2 separate regions of the Homo sapiens genome follow, and region 2 is linked to region 1. Evidence: read pairs that join two places in POLR2A ChIA-PET (ENCODE). Cell type or tissue: HepG2. All regions are shown on one strand. Region 1 overlaps LGR4 (leucine rich repeat containing G protein-coupled receptor 4). Region 2 overlaps LGR4 (leucine rich repeat containing G protein-coupled receptor 4).

Region 1 (8,000 bases):
AAAGAACATATAAGTTATTTATGGGATAAACAATATTGAAAAAATACAAATTTTTAAACCGTATAAATACAAATTTAAAAAAATGTAGCTTTACCACTTAAATTTTATATATTTTGTATATTTTTCTATATTTGCCTATTTAATTTTATATATTTATGTTATGTACTTTATATATATACTTTATAGAAATGTATTTTTACATATATTAGTGTCTATGCTCAACAATATATTCTTGAACTTTATCAATCTTAGGCTTATTGTATCACTGAGGTATTTGAGAAGCTGACAAGTCTTAGGAAAAAAGACTTGTTTTTCTTATTCAGGCATATCTCTTTATTACTTATCTTAGCTCTGCTTTCAACGCTTCTGAGTACCACTCTTTTAATATAATACTCTGATAACATAGCATTAATTTGTTAATTTCCATTGTTTTAAGGGACTTGTCTTACAATAATATAAGAGACCTTCCAAGTTTTAATGGTTGCCATGCTCTGGAAGAAATGTGAGTTGGTCTTTGACTTATTCCTTTTGTTGTGGTGTATTGTTAGTTTGTTGAGCATTTCGTATTTTTAATAGATGGCTTTAATAGTAAGAAATTAGAAATTCCTGTAATCAGATGTTCCCATAAATAACATGTCAAATTGAACCAGATGTGTTCATGCAACCAGCATGTATTAGGCACTTAGCTATCAGGCATCCCATGAAACGCTATGCGGGGGGGAGTTGGAAGTTAGTGTATATTTAAAAGAAATAGAAGACAAAAACTTGTCCAGCTATTGAGGGAAACCAGACATGAATGCCAGTTCCCATCATGTCCTGTGTTGCACAGCTCTGGTGGAAGCTGGTTGGGAGATGGGAAGGGGGAGGCATTAATTCTCCCATTTTAACTCTATGTAGTCCTGTAACTTTATTCCTACGGTATTTGTCATAGTTGTGTTGTCTTGGTTCCTTTTCTCCCTGCATCATCTTCCTTCTCTTATGCCTGAGTGGGGTTGATGGGGGAATTTAGATAGCATACCAGTTAATTCCCAGTATAATATGGGATGAAATACCAATTAGTCTCTTTCATTTTATAGATGAGAAAAGGGCAATTCTCTTTCAACAAGATCACTGTTACATAAGAATAGTTATTTAAATTTAGAAAAAACTCAACTAAGAAATGTTATAATGTTATTTTTCAAAATAGAAAGTAACTTTTTTCTTTTTCTCTATCCCTTTCTCTTTCCTCCTCCTCCTGTTCTCTTCTTTGTCTTTGTCTTCGTCTTCTTTCTTCTTCTTTTTTTATTTAGTTCTTTACAGCGTAATCAAATCTACCAAATAAAGGAAGGCACCTTTCAAGGCCTGATATCTCTAAGGATTCTGTAAGTTTGTCTATGATTATTAAAGACAATAAATTTTTTCCAAACTATGTTAATATGTTGTTATGATTTCCATGTTACTAGATATACTTAAAGATATAATTTTAATTTCAGCCTGAACAACGTGGTGAAACCCCATCTCTACTAAATACAAAAAATTAGCCGGGCATAGTGGTGCATGCCTGTAATCCCAGCTACTCGGGAGGCTGAGGCAGGAGAATCGCTTGAACCCTGGAGGTGGAGATTGCAGTGAGCTGAGATTGTGCCATTGCACTCCAGGCTGAAAAAGAAGAGTGAAACTCCGTCTCAAAAAAAAAAAAAAAAGATATAATTTGTGTTCAATAAATATTATTTTTAGACTTTACCTAAAATATTATTTTAGACATTGCAAGATTTTTAGACTTGCAACTTTATAAATAATCTTTCAATATTTTTTACTTTAGCTAATTGTACATTGGCAAGTAGAAAAATGTGTAATGTGTATAACTGAAGTGATGTAGCTTGTTTGTTTTCAAGTTATAATAGTGAGGTTTGCCAATTCATTAGGGCAAGGGTAGGCAGACTACAGCCCATGGGCCACATCCAGCCTGCTTCCTGGTTTATCAATTAAGTTTAATTGAACACTGCCAGGCCTTTATTATTAAAGTGCCGTCTAAAGCTGCTCTCACCCCACTATAGCAGAATTGAGTAGTTGCAGCGGAGAGTATATGACTCACAAAGGTGAAAATATTTACTATCTGGCCTTCTACAGAAGAAGTTTGCTGACCCCTGCACTGGAGTATCTATCATGACAAATAGAGTTCATAAGCCACAGAAGCACTTACTTAAAAAATCATTTGTATTTGACTACATATTTGTTCCAGGTACTCTCATAAGCACTTGGGAATATAGAGGTGACTGAGACAAACCTTGCCACTCACTATCTTCCTAGAACTTTAGCACAGAAACATAGTACACTAAATTAATGAACATTTTTCTTTTCTTTTTCTTTTTTTTTTTTTTTTGAGACAGGGTCTCTCACTCTTGTCGCTCAGGCTAGAATGCAGTGGTGTAATCACAGCTCACTGCATCCTCCAACGCCTGAGCTCAAACAATCCTCCTGCCTCAACCTCCTGAATAGCTGAGGGACTACAGGTGCACACCACAATCTCCAGCTAATTTTTTTCTTTTTTTTTTTTTTGGTAGAGATGGGGTCTCCCTATGTTGCCCAGGCTTGTCTCAAACACCTGAGCTCAAGTGATCCACCCACCTTGGCCTCCCAAAGTGTTTGGATTACAGGTGTGAGCCACCTTGCCCAGCACAACATTTTTCTATTATAGAAAAAGTTTGAAAAATTGATAGTGAATGAAATTACATATATTGAATACAGTTTTTTAGTATATCCCCTTTAAGAAATATGACATGTACTCTACTAGAAACTATTTAATTGGTAGTTGGGTTGCTGGATCATCTCAAGTTGTGGACTAACTTTGTGTAAGCCTGGGCAGTCATAGGGAAGAAGACTGGCTCCTAGTTGCCATCACTTTTAGAAACTGATAAGTGACACTAAGAAGCTGGTCTTTTCGTGATTTGGAACCAAGTGTGTTGAGTTTCCTTGTTATCTAGGAAATATGTCTCAGAATGAATTTACTCAATGTTTAAATTTCCTTTAAGGTTCAGTGTAAGTGTGTTTGTAGATTATTTCTGTTTTATTAATTCTATAATATCAGAATTTCTCAGGGTGTGTTCCTGAATACGGAGCTGGCTGTACTGTTGATGCAATTTTTATATCGTGCTTAGGAAAAGAAGGGTATCTGCAGCCCTCCTGGAATGCTCTTGTTTGCATATTGATTGTTTGTCTTCTCTCGGGGCCTTATCACTAACCTTTGAGAAGGCAAACAATACGAAGTCTGTTTTTATTTTCAGCTTTTTCAGAAACTGAGCTTTTCCTCACTGAGTTAGCAGTACCAAAGGTTATATCATATCATTTATATGTTTGAATTGGTATCAGAATGATAAAGTGGGAAAATTCACACCTGTTTTGAAACAGATGCCAGCTAGAATTACTGCTGTACAGAACATATTCCAAGAAATAGATTGTTGTGAAGGAGAGGCATTCAACATAAACATGAAAAAATATTGCTGGCCAAGATTGAAGATCTTTGTTATCTTATCAGCGATATTGTGTTACTACCTCTAATTCTAAAGTATAGTCTAAGTAAGTGGCATTCTGAGTGTTTATTTGAAAGATTAACATGTTACTCTTATAATTGCAGAGATCTGAGTAGAAACCTGATACATGAAATTCACAGTAGAGCTTTTGCCACACTTGGGCCAATAACTAACCTGTAAGTGGATGATTATGCAGTAATGTCATGAAAGTAGTAACTAGTGCTATAGAAACATCTGTTTTAACATTGTCGAATCAAAATATTTTTCTGTTTAGTTATTCCCTTGTATAAATGCTAAGCTGTATTTATAGTAAAAGTCTTCTTAAACGGCAAGATACATGCTAGAACTATAATTTTAGCACCCCCACTTGAACTTCATCTTAGGGATCTAATATTTATGATGTTAATACGTGTACAGATGTTTTTATGTGATTTATATATTGGGCATTAACTTGAAGTCTCATTCATATTTTAGAGATGTAAGTTTCAATGAATTAACTTCCTTTCCTACGGAAGGCCTGAATGGGCTAAATCAACTGAAACTTGTGGGCAACTTCAAGCTGAAAGAAGCCTTAGCAGCAAAAGACTTTGTTAACCTCAGGTGTGTTTTTGCTTATTTTTCTTTTTTGTTGAAGTTATGGTAGGCTCCAAAATTACAGAGTGTCCTGGTTTTTTGCTCTGGTTCTCAGATTTTCTGATAGGCTATAATTTAAGGGTGTTTTCTACGTCAGTCTTTGCAAATTTGGTGAAAAATAGAATATGAACATTATTCCACAGTCTTTAAGAATGTGAACTGGAGCCCTTGATGGCCTCAAAGAGATAATACAGCTATTCACCAGAATGGTTTTTTAATACAGTGGACTTTTCATTAGCAATAAGATGGCAGAAACCATGTAAATGTGAACCTGCAGAAAACAATGCTATAATACTTCATGAAGGTTTTAGAGTTATGGGGGACTGCATTAAATATAATAGAGAGTATTGTTACGAGGCCGAGCGTGGTGGCTCGCACCTGTAATCCCAGTACTTTGGGGAAGGCCAAGGTGGGCTGATCACTTGACACCAGCAGTTCAAGACCAGCCTGGGCAACATGCTGAGACCCTGTCTCTACAAAAAATATAAAAGTTAGCTGGATGTGGTGGCACGTGCCTGTAGTCCCAGCTACTTGGGAGGCTGAAATGGGAGGATCACTTCAGCCTGGGAGTTCTAGGCTGCACTGAGCTGTGATTGCGCCATTACACTATAGCCTGGGTGACAGGGCAAGACCCTGTCTCTAAAAAAAAGAGAGAGAATATTATTGTTGGAGAAGAGAATAAATATTTTCATTACATTTATTTAAACCAAGTAAATATATTTAATGGTATAAAGTCACAAATGACCTGGGGCATTAATTTTAAGTGAAACTATCAGTTTCGTATGATAAATTGTGCATAGTTAATACATTTATAAAAGGAGTCATAAGATATTACTTTAAATTACAGTACTGCTGTTAAATTTTAAACAGTTTGATTTACATCCAACTGTTAAGAGAGATCTTATAGAAAGGGAGAAAGTCTCGTTGTCATCTGATACCAGAGCTGTTTTCACAGATGAGGAAACTGAGGCCCAGAGAGGATGAACGACCAGCCTAAAGCACATGACAGATCTTTCTGACTCCTAGGCTGAGGTTTTCAAAGTTTAAAATACTTTTACAAAACAAAACCATAACTGCGGAGTTGCTGTTCAGTGTAGATTTTACAACTTTTTTTTCCAGGTCTTTATCAGTACCATATGCTTATCAGTGCTGTGCATTTTGGGGTTGTGACTCTTATGCAAATTTAAACACAGAAGATAACAGCCTCCAGGACCACAGTGTGGCACAGGAGAAAGGCAAGTGCATGAGTTTCAAAAAATAGAACACTCCTTTAAGGCATTGATTAAAGTTCCTGTTATTATAATTACTTTGTGAATGATCAATAGGAAATCTGTGAGAAAAATGGCATTGTCTGGCCAGGTGTGATGGCTCATGCCTGTAATCTCAGCACTTAGGGAGGCCAAGGCGGGAGGGTCATTTGAGGCTAAGAGTTCGAGACCAGCCTGGGCAACAAAGTGAGACTCTCTCTATATAAAAAATTTTAAAACTAGCTGAGTGTAGTGGCATGTGCCTGTATTCCCCACTACTTGGGAGACTGAGGTGGGAGAATCCTTTGAGCGGAGCCCAGGAGTTCAAGGTTGCAGTGAGCTATGATTGTGCCAATGCATTCCAGACTGGGCAACAGAGCAAGACCTTGTCTCTAAAAAAAACCAAAACCAAAAAAAACAATGGCATTCACTATGCTACCAGCATCTTTAATATGTTATTGAACCTTCTATAAGGAGAACTCACACTTATATACAGAGAAAATTGCAGGAAAATATGGTTCTTTTGAGTTGCATAAGGTTTTAATTAAACATGCTTTGTGTTATATGTTCAGGTACTGCTGATGCAGCAAATGTCACAAGCACTCTTGAAAATGAAGAACATAGTCAAATAATTATCCATTGTACACCTTCAACAGGTATGCCTGGCCTATTTTTTCACAGTTACCCATGTTAAACAAACATTAGGCAAATATATCTAAATGTCCTGGGTATAGATGTGATTTCTGTAATAGGGATGGTACTAGAGGATCCTGTGAGGCCTTCTGATTTTGTGCTTTGCGTACCAGCCAGCAGCTTAGGAATTTTTTGCAGAATCTCAGGCCCAGACCTACTGAATCAGAATCTGCATGTTAACAAGCTCCCCCAGGTGAAGGTTGTACACGTTAGAATTTCAGAGGCACTTTCTTAATGCTCCTTTAACTCTGGGACTAATTCTGTAAGTTAGTAGTCTATGCAGATTGTATGTGTGTGCTTAATGTAGCCTTGCCTTTCCTTATTTCCCCTCATTTACTTCATTGAACTTCGTAGTCTTGGGAAAGTTATTAAACTGATACCACATATTTGGTCATGATTGTCATAGTCTGCCTAATCTACTAGAGAAGATGTATTTATAATTTTACTGTAAAAGGAAGGCTTAAATATTTTAGTCAAATTGTGTGCTACAAAGTAGATTCCTTTGTTGGTATAATATCACAGGATAATCTGGACATTAATTTTATGACTCAGAATTATAAGTATTATGGATTCACTAGTGATTGCTGCTGAATTGTGAGCTTCTTAAGGGGCTGCGTATGTATTTTATGAATACTTTCTTTTGTAGAGAATAAGCTCTAAGTTACTAGATAAGTGAATGCAGTTGGCAAGAATCATCTAAGTGTATGTAATTTATTTTATTGTGTGTTAGTGTCTATATTAATTTTTAAAGGTTGGGGTGCAGCTTGCTTACTTGTCTCACTGGAGTTCATGTGCCAGAGAATGTACATAAAGAACTGATGATCCAATGAGAAGGGAACAGGTTTATTAAAGGGGGGGCTGGACTTCAACATGCAGCGTTTCCATTTCTTCCACCCCAAATGTAAACTTGGAGATTGGCCAGGAGGAAAGCTGGTCTGAGCTCATCTCCTTGGGCTGCCATGGGGATGAAATGCAGGCCTGCCTCCCCCTACTCAGCTGTAGTAACACACAGACACTGATGTGCTTGCTGCAGAAGCAGGAAGTGGAGGAGAGCTGGGATCCTTCTGTTAGCACCAGAGGAGGCAGCAGGCTTCCAAAGACAGGGACGGTGGAGGCTGCTTCCCAGGCTTTTTTGGAAAAGTAACCTTTCTCACCCATAAAAGGGTTCTCAAAAGGTATCCTATTCTCTCAGGTAGATGAGCTACCCCTCCTTCCATGAAGGATGAGTTTAGATAACAGAGATAAAGGTGATAACGAGCTTTCTCTTAGCACTTCCTGAAGGGGGAATAGAAAGGAAATTTAAAATAAGAGTTTCTTGTATTATTTGGAAGCCTGATAAATGATGCAGAACTGGCTTTTGAGGTCTGTGAATATCTTAACAATTTAAAACATTTTATTGGATATGTCATTTTCATGAAAGTTCATAAAACATGTTTTTTAGACAGTTGTAATACATAGTTTTCTTGTGTTTCATAGTCAAAATCTTGTTTTTCTTTTCTAATTTTTCAGTAAAACAGTTGTAATTTGTGTCATAACTAGCATGTCAAAGTCAGTTACTGGAACATGGAGTTCAGCGACTGAATGAGTTCTTGCAATGCTAGTTTGTATTATGTAGGATTTTATTGTACATAGCTTTGTATGAATAGTTAACATCACCGAGGTGTAGTCCTAGCTATATTATCTTACTGAATGGCCTTTGTCAGTTTCTTTGAAATATCAGTTTCTCTGGATGAAAAATGGGGATAATTATACTGTCTTAACCTGCTTCATCAGGTTGCTTTTGAAAGTCATAAGAAAATATATAAAAAATATGTGTAGATACATACATATACATACATGATTATAAAGTATATTGGGGCTAGAAAGGAAGAAGAAAAGGGAGCTAATATTTATTGAAGTCTAACTATATATCCAGCAT
Region 2 (8,000 bases), 82 kb before region 1:
AGAATCACTTGAACCCAGGAGGTGGAGGTTGCAGTGAACCGAGATCGCACCACTGCACTCTAGCCTGGGTGACGGAGCAAGACTCTGTCTCAAAAAAAAAAAAAAGAATTTGCCCTTCACACCATCCTGGCTGAGGTGGCATTCCAGAATTCCAGAAGGAGGAAAAACCCCCCGCTGTGACATCCAAGGATAAGAAGATTTATGACGTTGGCAGAGGAAGTAATGACATCCATTTCATCAGGGTCCTTCCCAACCCTCAAGTTACTCGAGCCTGAGTTTCTAGTTTCATTGTTTTTCAGACATGTAGACTGGTTTTGACAGACAGAAGTTGATGATTTATCTAAAAGGAAGCAAGCTCCTGTTGATTATTTTATCTCAGATATAGCCACATATTTAAATTTATATAGACATCTCTTCTAGAAGTTATTTCTGATGGTTCTTGGTATCATTACTGAACATAAGCTGAATAACAACATGCTAAAAGAAATTATTGCCTTTCACATTTTCTCATAAAACTGATTCCTTTTGTAGTTCTTGATTATAATAGATTTCCTTTAAATTTATTGGCTCATTTAAGGTTAAATTTTTAAAAGTTTCTGTTTTATGGTTCTTCATAAATGAATCTATTTGTGGTTCCCTTTTTATTTATTGCCTCCATATTTTTATCCTAAAATAAATGGTTTAATCTTAGATGTTCCATCTTCCTTACTTTGACTGCTTCCCTGACTTTCAAAACTGTGAATTCAAGGCCCGGCATGGTAACTCATGCCTGTAGTCCCAGCACTTTGGGAGGCCAAGGTGGGCGGATCACCTGAGGTCAGGAGTTCGAGACCAGCCTGGCCAACATGGTGAAACCCCGTCTCTACTAAAAATACAAAAATTAGCTGGGCATGGTGGTGGGTGGCTGTAATCCTAGCTACTCGGGAGGCTGAGAGAGTAGAATTGCTTGAACCCGGGAGGCAAAGGTTGTAGTAAGCTGAGATCGTGCCATTGCATTCCAGCCTGGGTGAAAAGAGCGAAATTCCATCTCAAAAAAAAAAATACTTAAAAAAATTAAGAAAACAAAAAAACTATGAATTTATAGAGAAAACTCCCCCAAGCTCCTCAATTTTAAAAGTCATCCTTTTTAATGTTCAGTTCTATGAGTTTCACAATGTATACAGTCATGTGACCACCATCACTGTGAAGATATAGAGCATTTCTTCACTTGATGAATTTCCATGCCTCTCTGTAGTTATCTCCTCTCTTCACCTCCAACCTCTGACAACTGCTGAACTATTTTCTACCTTGGTTTCCTCACTTTATGTAGTTTTGCCTTTATTAGGATGCCATATAAATGTAATAAAACAATGTAACCTTTTGCGTCTGGCCTATTTTTCTCACCATACTGCATTTGAGATTCTAACATGTTGCGTATATTAATATGTAATACTCACTTTCTTTTCTTTTTCTTTTTGAGATGGGGACTTGCTTTGTTGCCCAAGCCGGACCACAGTGGCATGATCACAGTTCACTGCAGCCTCTAACTCCTGGGCTCAAGCAGTCCTCCTACCTTAGCCCTCCAAATAGATGGGACTACAGGCATGTGCCACCATGCCTGGCTAATTTTTTTTTTAATTTTTGCAGAGATGGGGTCTTGCTGTGTTTCCCAGGCTAGTCTTGAACTTCTGGCCTCAAATGATCCTCCTGCCCTGGCTCCCAAAGTGCTGGGGTTACAGGTGTGAGCCACTGTGCCTGGCCAGTACTCATTTTCATTGCTAAGGAGTGTTCCATTGTGTACGTATACTATAATTTGTTTCTCCATTCACCAGTCAAGGGACATTTGCCCTATTTCTAGCTTTTTGGCTATTATAAATAAAGCCACCATAAATATTCACACAGAGTTTTTGTATGAACATAGGTATTTATTTCACTTGCATAAATACCTAGAGTGAGATCCTGGGTCATATGGTAAATGTATGTTTATAAGAAAATGTTGGTCTCAATTTTAATGTCTTAGACTGTGGTGAGGTTTGTTATCACCAATTACTTATAGTCACAATATATTGTTAGCATGGTATGTAGTATTAGCAAAAGCTGTTAAAAACTGATTTTGTTTAAATGTCTGCTTTCTTTAAGTTCTTTAAACTCCTCTATGCTGAGAATGTCTGCTTTTAAAAGAGAAGAATTCTTAGCTCCCTTTATGATACCTAGCAGTTGCTGTAATCCCCGCCAGAGACTCCTGTAGAAATTACCCTAATGTGAAGCATTTTGCTTACAGTGAAAAAAGTTTGAATTATTAATGTATTCATATTTGGAATGTCTGATTTTTTTAAAAAATGGATATTTAGTGAAGAATTGCTGGGCCTACCTATACATTATGCATTTTACATGTGCTAACTAGAATTTCCACAGTAACCATCTTGGTCCATGGCAGGATTCCCATTTTATCACTGAGCAAACTGGGATTTAAAAGGATTAGGTAACTTGTTCAAATATCCCACAGTTAGTGGGTGGTAGTTTGTGAAGCTCAGGTGTTCCATATTTAAGTTTGCTCATCCCTGTAGTTTGCTTAGATATTTGACAATTTATCAGAAGAGGAACAGGTGAAATGAGAAACAAAATGGTGAGAAGCTACAGGTTATTACAGGAAAAAAAAATCAGAACAGAAAAAAATGTGTACCCAAAAAGCACACATACATCTATATGTCTGCATACACTGGGAGACTATGACTTGATTTAGAGTCAAAAATCTACACAATAGATTCAAAATCTGTTGTGTAAAATGAAGTTGTCTGTTATTCATAGCAGAACTTTTAAAAAGTATCTCTAACTTGGTCTTTTTGCTTTTTATACATACTTGTTTAAAAGCTTTCACATCATTTCCCATGTTAATAGTGTTTTTTTGTGTGTGTCTGGAAAGTATCAGTCATATGCTTTTTGACTGGCTTTTTCTTTCTTCCGTGGACTTCACTTACATGGTATATGAGGATCAGATCTGTTAGCAGACTCACTTTTCTGTTTCTAAAGGAGCAAATTTCTGAATGTGCTCCTTTAAACCAAAACTTTGCAGTAGATTAAAAAGCAAAATGTGCAGTATGATGGTTTCCATATAGCTGCCCCCTTTCACTCACTGGAATTTCCTGCCTCTCCTGTTGAAGATGTTTTTATAGGGAAGTCAGCATAAAAGTGAATCACCCATGAGCCTTTTTCTCCCCCAAGGCATTTCATTTAGTCAACTTGGTATTAATTTAGTTGGTACTCTTTAGTTGACTCGAACACTGTGTGTTGATGGTGTGAGCTGATGTTTATTAAGCTGTTAATGTTTTACAGACTTGATGGGTTCCCATTTGGATCTGTGTGCTCTTTCCTTTAGCAGCAGGGCTATTATTCATGATTGAATCTGTGGCCACAGTTTTAATTTTGAATGTACTGGTGATAGCCAGCCTCATGCTAAACAGTCATTTGCTTGGTGATTCTAAAGGTTGTCTTCTTCCCCTGGAAGCATTTTGCTTTCTCATTTCACTTATGTTGCATTCTTAGTCATGAAGAGCTCTCTGGTCTGTCCTGCCATTCAGATAATATCATCACCATCCTCTTGTTATTAACTTAGATGCTCATAATAATGTTATTGAATGCCAGGCACTAAATGAAGTGCGTAACACGTGTTATCTATTTAATCCTCCCAATAGGCCTCCAAAGCAATGCTATTATTCTCCCCATTTTAGAGATGGAGAAACCATGGCAAGTGAGGACTTATTACCACTAGTAATGAGAGGTTTTGCAGGTAGGGTGTTGGATCTTGCTTTTATAGACTAGGGTTATTTGGTTGAGTGGGCTGTATAACAGTATCTTTCAGTGCTCTTCCTAAATGTAGGCGTTCATCCATTGTACATGTCTTAGGTATCGGAAACTTCTCATTATGTAGATGGGGAATTAATTCTGGAGAGGTTTTGTTTTGTTCTGTGCTTGAAGTGTTCTCAGCTCCTTAGAATGTAGATTTGGAAAGGATCTTAAAGGTCATCTAATGCAGTGGATCTAAAACTCTTGTTTATTATGGCCCACCCATCAAAAAGGCTATGTCGTTCCATGGGGAAAGCAAAAAGTCAGTTTCTCCCAATGGTGTATATTATATTAACCTGTTTATAGACATGGTAGTTATTATTTGTTAAACTTTTCAGTCACATAAATCATAACACCAAATTCTTGTTGTTGTTTTTTTTTAGACTTTTCCTCCCTTCTTTGTGTACTTCTCTATTAAGAGCTGGCAGTTGATCTGGCTCAAATTCCCCATTTAATGGGGGAGAAATCCAGTTACATTTAGTTGTATGACTTGACCAGAATCATTTATAGTGCTCCAGGGTATGTTAAAAATGAAACACCCCATCTGTACAAAAAATAAATTAGCCTGGCGTGGTGGCACACACTTGTAGTCTCAGCTACTCAGAAGGCTGAGACAGGAGGATCACTTAGAGACCAGGAATTTGAGGCTGCAGGGAACTATGATGGTGCCACTGCACTCCAGCATGGGTGACAAAGTGAGACCTGGAAAAAAGAAAGAAAGACAGACAGAGAAGGCAAGTGGAAGAGCATTATCAGAAGAGATGGTCCTTTCTTTGACTGTGTTAATCTTTAACATTTAATTTAATATTAACATTTAGTAAGACTTTTGACTTGTGTTGCTGTGGCTTGTGTCTGTTGGATGACAAGATAAAATTTCCTGTGCTTCTTCCTTGTCTTCCCAGTTTTCCATGGGCTCAGTACTTTGTTGAAATTGTAGGAGATAATTTGTGGAGGTGAATAAAAATGTTTAATGCAAATAATTTTGCTTTTTTTTTTTTTTTTGAGACAGAGTCTTGCTCTGTCTTCCAGGCTAGAGAGCAGGTGGCATGATCTCGGCTCACTGCAACCACCACCGCCCTGGTTCAAGCAATTCCCCTGCCTCAGCCCCTGATGTAGCTGGGATTACAGGTGCATGCCACCACATCTGGCTAAGTTTTAGTATTTTTAGTAGAGACAGGGTTTCACCATCTTGGCCAGACTGGTCTCGAACTCCTGACCTCAGGCAATCTATCTGCCTTGGCCTCCCAAAGTGCTGGGATTACAGGCATGAGCCACTGTGCCCGGCCAATAATTTTATTTATTCAAACTATTCTTTGAGAGCTACAAATATTTGTATAATGGTTCATGGAATTGTCAACCCAAAAGTATCTGTGACAGATCTCAATCAATTTAGAAAGTTTATTTTGCCAAGGCTAAGGACTTGCCTGTGACACAGCCACAGACAGTCTTGAAGACGTGGTTGGAGTACAGCTTACTTTTATACTTTTTAGGGAGACATAATATATCAATCAATACCTGTGAGATGACATGGGTTTGATCTGGAAAGGAGGGACAAGTTGAAGCCAGGGAGCTTCCAGGTTATAGGTAGATTTAAAAATTTTCGGATTGGCAATTGGCTGAAAGAGTTTAGTTTTTATCTAAAAGCCTGGAATAAATAGAAAGGAATGTCCGAGTTCCAATGATAAGGGATTGTGGAGACCAAAGTTTTATCATGCAGATGAAGCCTCCAGGTAGCAGGCTTCAAAGAGAATAGATTGTATTATAAATGTTTCTTATAAGTCTTCAGGTCTGTGTTGATGCTAATGCTGGTTGGCTCTTACTAAATTCCAAAAGGGTGTAGGATATAATGAGGCATGTCCAACTTCCCCTTCCCATCATGGTCTGAACTAGTTTTTCAGGTTAACTTTGGAATGCCTTTGGCCAAGAGGAGGGTTCCATTCAGAAGGCTGGGGCCCTTAGAATTTTATTTTTGGTTTACAGAATCAGTACTCTTTCAACTTTAAAATAATAATTACTTACTGAGATAATAAGTCAGAACTTTAAAAATTAATTTGTTCAACATTTGTTTATTAAGTGTCTGATGTGTTAGGGACTGTTTTTGGTGCTGGGGACACAGAATTGAACAGTATCTGATGCCATCCTTGCATTCCTATAACTTACCTGGCAGGGGGGTGGGGGATTAGTGGTAGACAGTAAATAAGCACAATGAATATAAAAGGTCAGGTAATGTTACATACCATCAAGGAAAATAAAGCAAGATGAAGGTGGTTTGCTGTTAAAGTAGGGTAGCCAGGGAAGGCTGGAATGAAATTTAGATATTAAGATAATTAGTCAATATCTATAGGAATATGAATCCATCTTAAGCAATGGCAAAACAAAATTTAAAAAGTTCCTCTTGGCCGGGCGTGGTGGCTCACGCCTGTAATCCCAGCACTTTGGGAGGCCGAGGTGGGCACATCATGAGGTTGGGAGTTCGAGACCAGCCTGGCCAACACAGTGAAACCCTGTCTTTACTAAAAGTACAAAAATTAGCTGGGCATGGTGGCAGGCGCCTGTAATCCCAGCTACTCGGGAGGCTGAGGCAGGAGATTTGCTTGAACCTGGGAGGTGGAGGTTGTGGTGAGCTGAGATCGCACCACTGCACTCCAGCCTGGGCGACAGAGCTAGACCCTGTCTCAAAAAAAAAGGTTTCTCCCTACCCCATAGTGACAACTTAATTAAACATAAAAGTCACTGTGCATGTAGGAACATTAAAAAAGAAAATAAAAGATAAAAGAAAAAACATAAAAAGGTTTGAAGTCAATGTGGCAGAATAAATTGGTATGTCAATACAACAGGCTATTACACAGAAGTATACAAACTATTGATACACATGACTATGGATAGTTTTCAACGGTATTAAGGCTGAGTGATTAAAACCAAGTTCAACAGTGAAACACCGTCTCTACTAAAAATACAAAAAAAAAAAAAAAATTAGCCGGACGTGGTGGCGGGCACCTGTAGTCCCAGCTACTCGGGAGGCTGAGGCAGGAGAATGGTGTGAACCCGGGAGGCGGAGCTTGCAGTGAGCCGAGATCGCGCCACTGCACTCCAGCCGGGGCGACAGAGACTCTGTCTCAAAAAAAAAAAAAAAAAAAAAACTCAAAAAGTTGTATACTGTATGATTCCAGGTTTACTATAAATGACAAAATTATAGTGTTGGCGAACAGACCAGTGGTTGCTAGGGTTGGAGATAGGAAAATGATGCGACAGAAAAGTGTCGCAGGAGGGCATTTCTTTGCAGTGGTGGAGCAGTTCCTTACCATGATTGTAGTGGTAGTTACATGAATCCATCTGAGTAGGGTCTGTAGCTTTAGTAAATAGTGTTGCATCAAAGTAAATTTCCCGGTTTAGCTGATATATTATGGTTATGTAAGATGTTGCCATTGGGAAAAGCTGGGTGAAGGGTATGCAGGAACTGTCTGCACTAGTTTTGCAACTTCTAGTGAGTCTTAAACCATTTTTTAAAATAACAACAACAAACATACCAGATCTGTTGAGAGTCCTGAGAAGTCTTAGCCATGGCCTTACCCCTTAAAGAAGATGAGGAAACTGAGTCTCTGAGGTAAGATGACAGCCTGAGGTTGCAGAGCCAGAGTCTCAATCTAGATCTTTTAACTTTCACATCAACATTATTTTGCTCCCTGAGAGCATAACCAGTTTTAATTTGCTATTGAGCAATTGTTGGAAGATTACGTGGGTGTCCATTTTTTCCCCCAGCTTCATGCCCACATTCCCCCCAGCTATGTATGTGTGTATGTGAATTCTCTTTTATGTTCTAAAGCAGAGAAAGTACAATATGCAAATTATGCATTAGGTTTATAATTTAAATGGTTTGAATCATATTTTTGAATGGAATGGACATGGCTCTCCTATTATGAAAGTATTTTATTACTGAGTGCTTGGTACAGTCTTAGTATGAGGAATGACCTTGGATCTCTGCCTGTGAATTAGTAGCTGAATGGTGTTTTACTTCTGATGATTCAGTATATTTGCCTTAATTACTGGATTAACCAATTTCTTGCCTCCCACTAAAAGCACACACATTTATCTAAACAGGGGATGAATGAATGAAGTTTTAGGGACTAATTTTTGTGGTATTTAAGCAACAATAGTCTAGATTACCCACAACCTTAATT

The links. ChIA-PET counts read pairs that join two places held together with the same protein. Peaks named below come from ENCODE experiments on the same cell type or tissue, not always from the same donor. Only the 100,000 strongest peaks of a DNase experiment are listed, where the experiment ranks them.
Region 2: POLR2A ChIA-PET joins it to region 1 with 6 read pairs; 7 of 35 experiments call an interaction of 5 or more read pairs at or near these places.

Annotation. Positions count from the first base shown.
Region 1 is chr11:27,369,660-27,377,659 of GRCh38, reverse strand. It overlaps LGR4 (leucine rich repeat containing G protein-coupled receptor 4), which reads left to right. Exons shown (of 18, transcript NM_018490.5): 12 at 437-502; 13 at 1,290-1,361; 14 at 3,614-3,685; 15 at 3,984-4,109; 16 at 5,262-5,377; 17 at 5,962-6,045. Among named protein-coding and RNA genes, the nearest start is that of CCDC34, 10 kb to the right of the region's middle. In HepG2, no CTCF peak of the experiment used is centred here; DNase peaks (open chromatin) are centred at 2,119 and 3,199; H3K4me3 peaks cover 443 bases.
Region 2 is chr11:27,451,586-27,459,585 of GRCh38, reverse strand. The region is part of intron 1 of LGR4 (leucine rich repeat containing G protein-coupled receptor 4); the gene reads left to right. Among named protein-coding and RNA genes, the nearest start is that of LGR4-AS1, 16 kb to the left of the region's middle. In HepG2, no CTCF peak of the experiment used is centred here; DNase peaks (open chromatin) are centred at 2,445 and 3,305.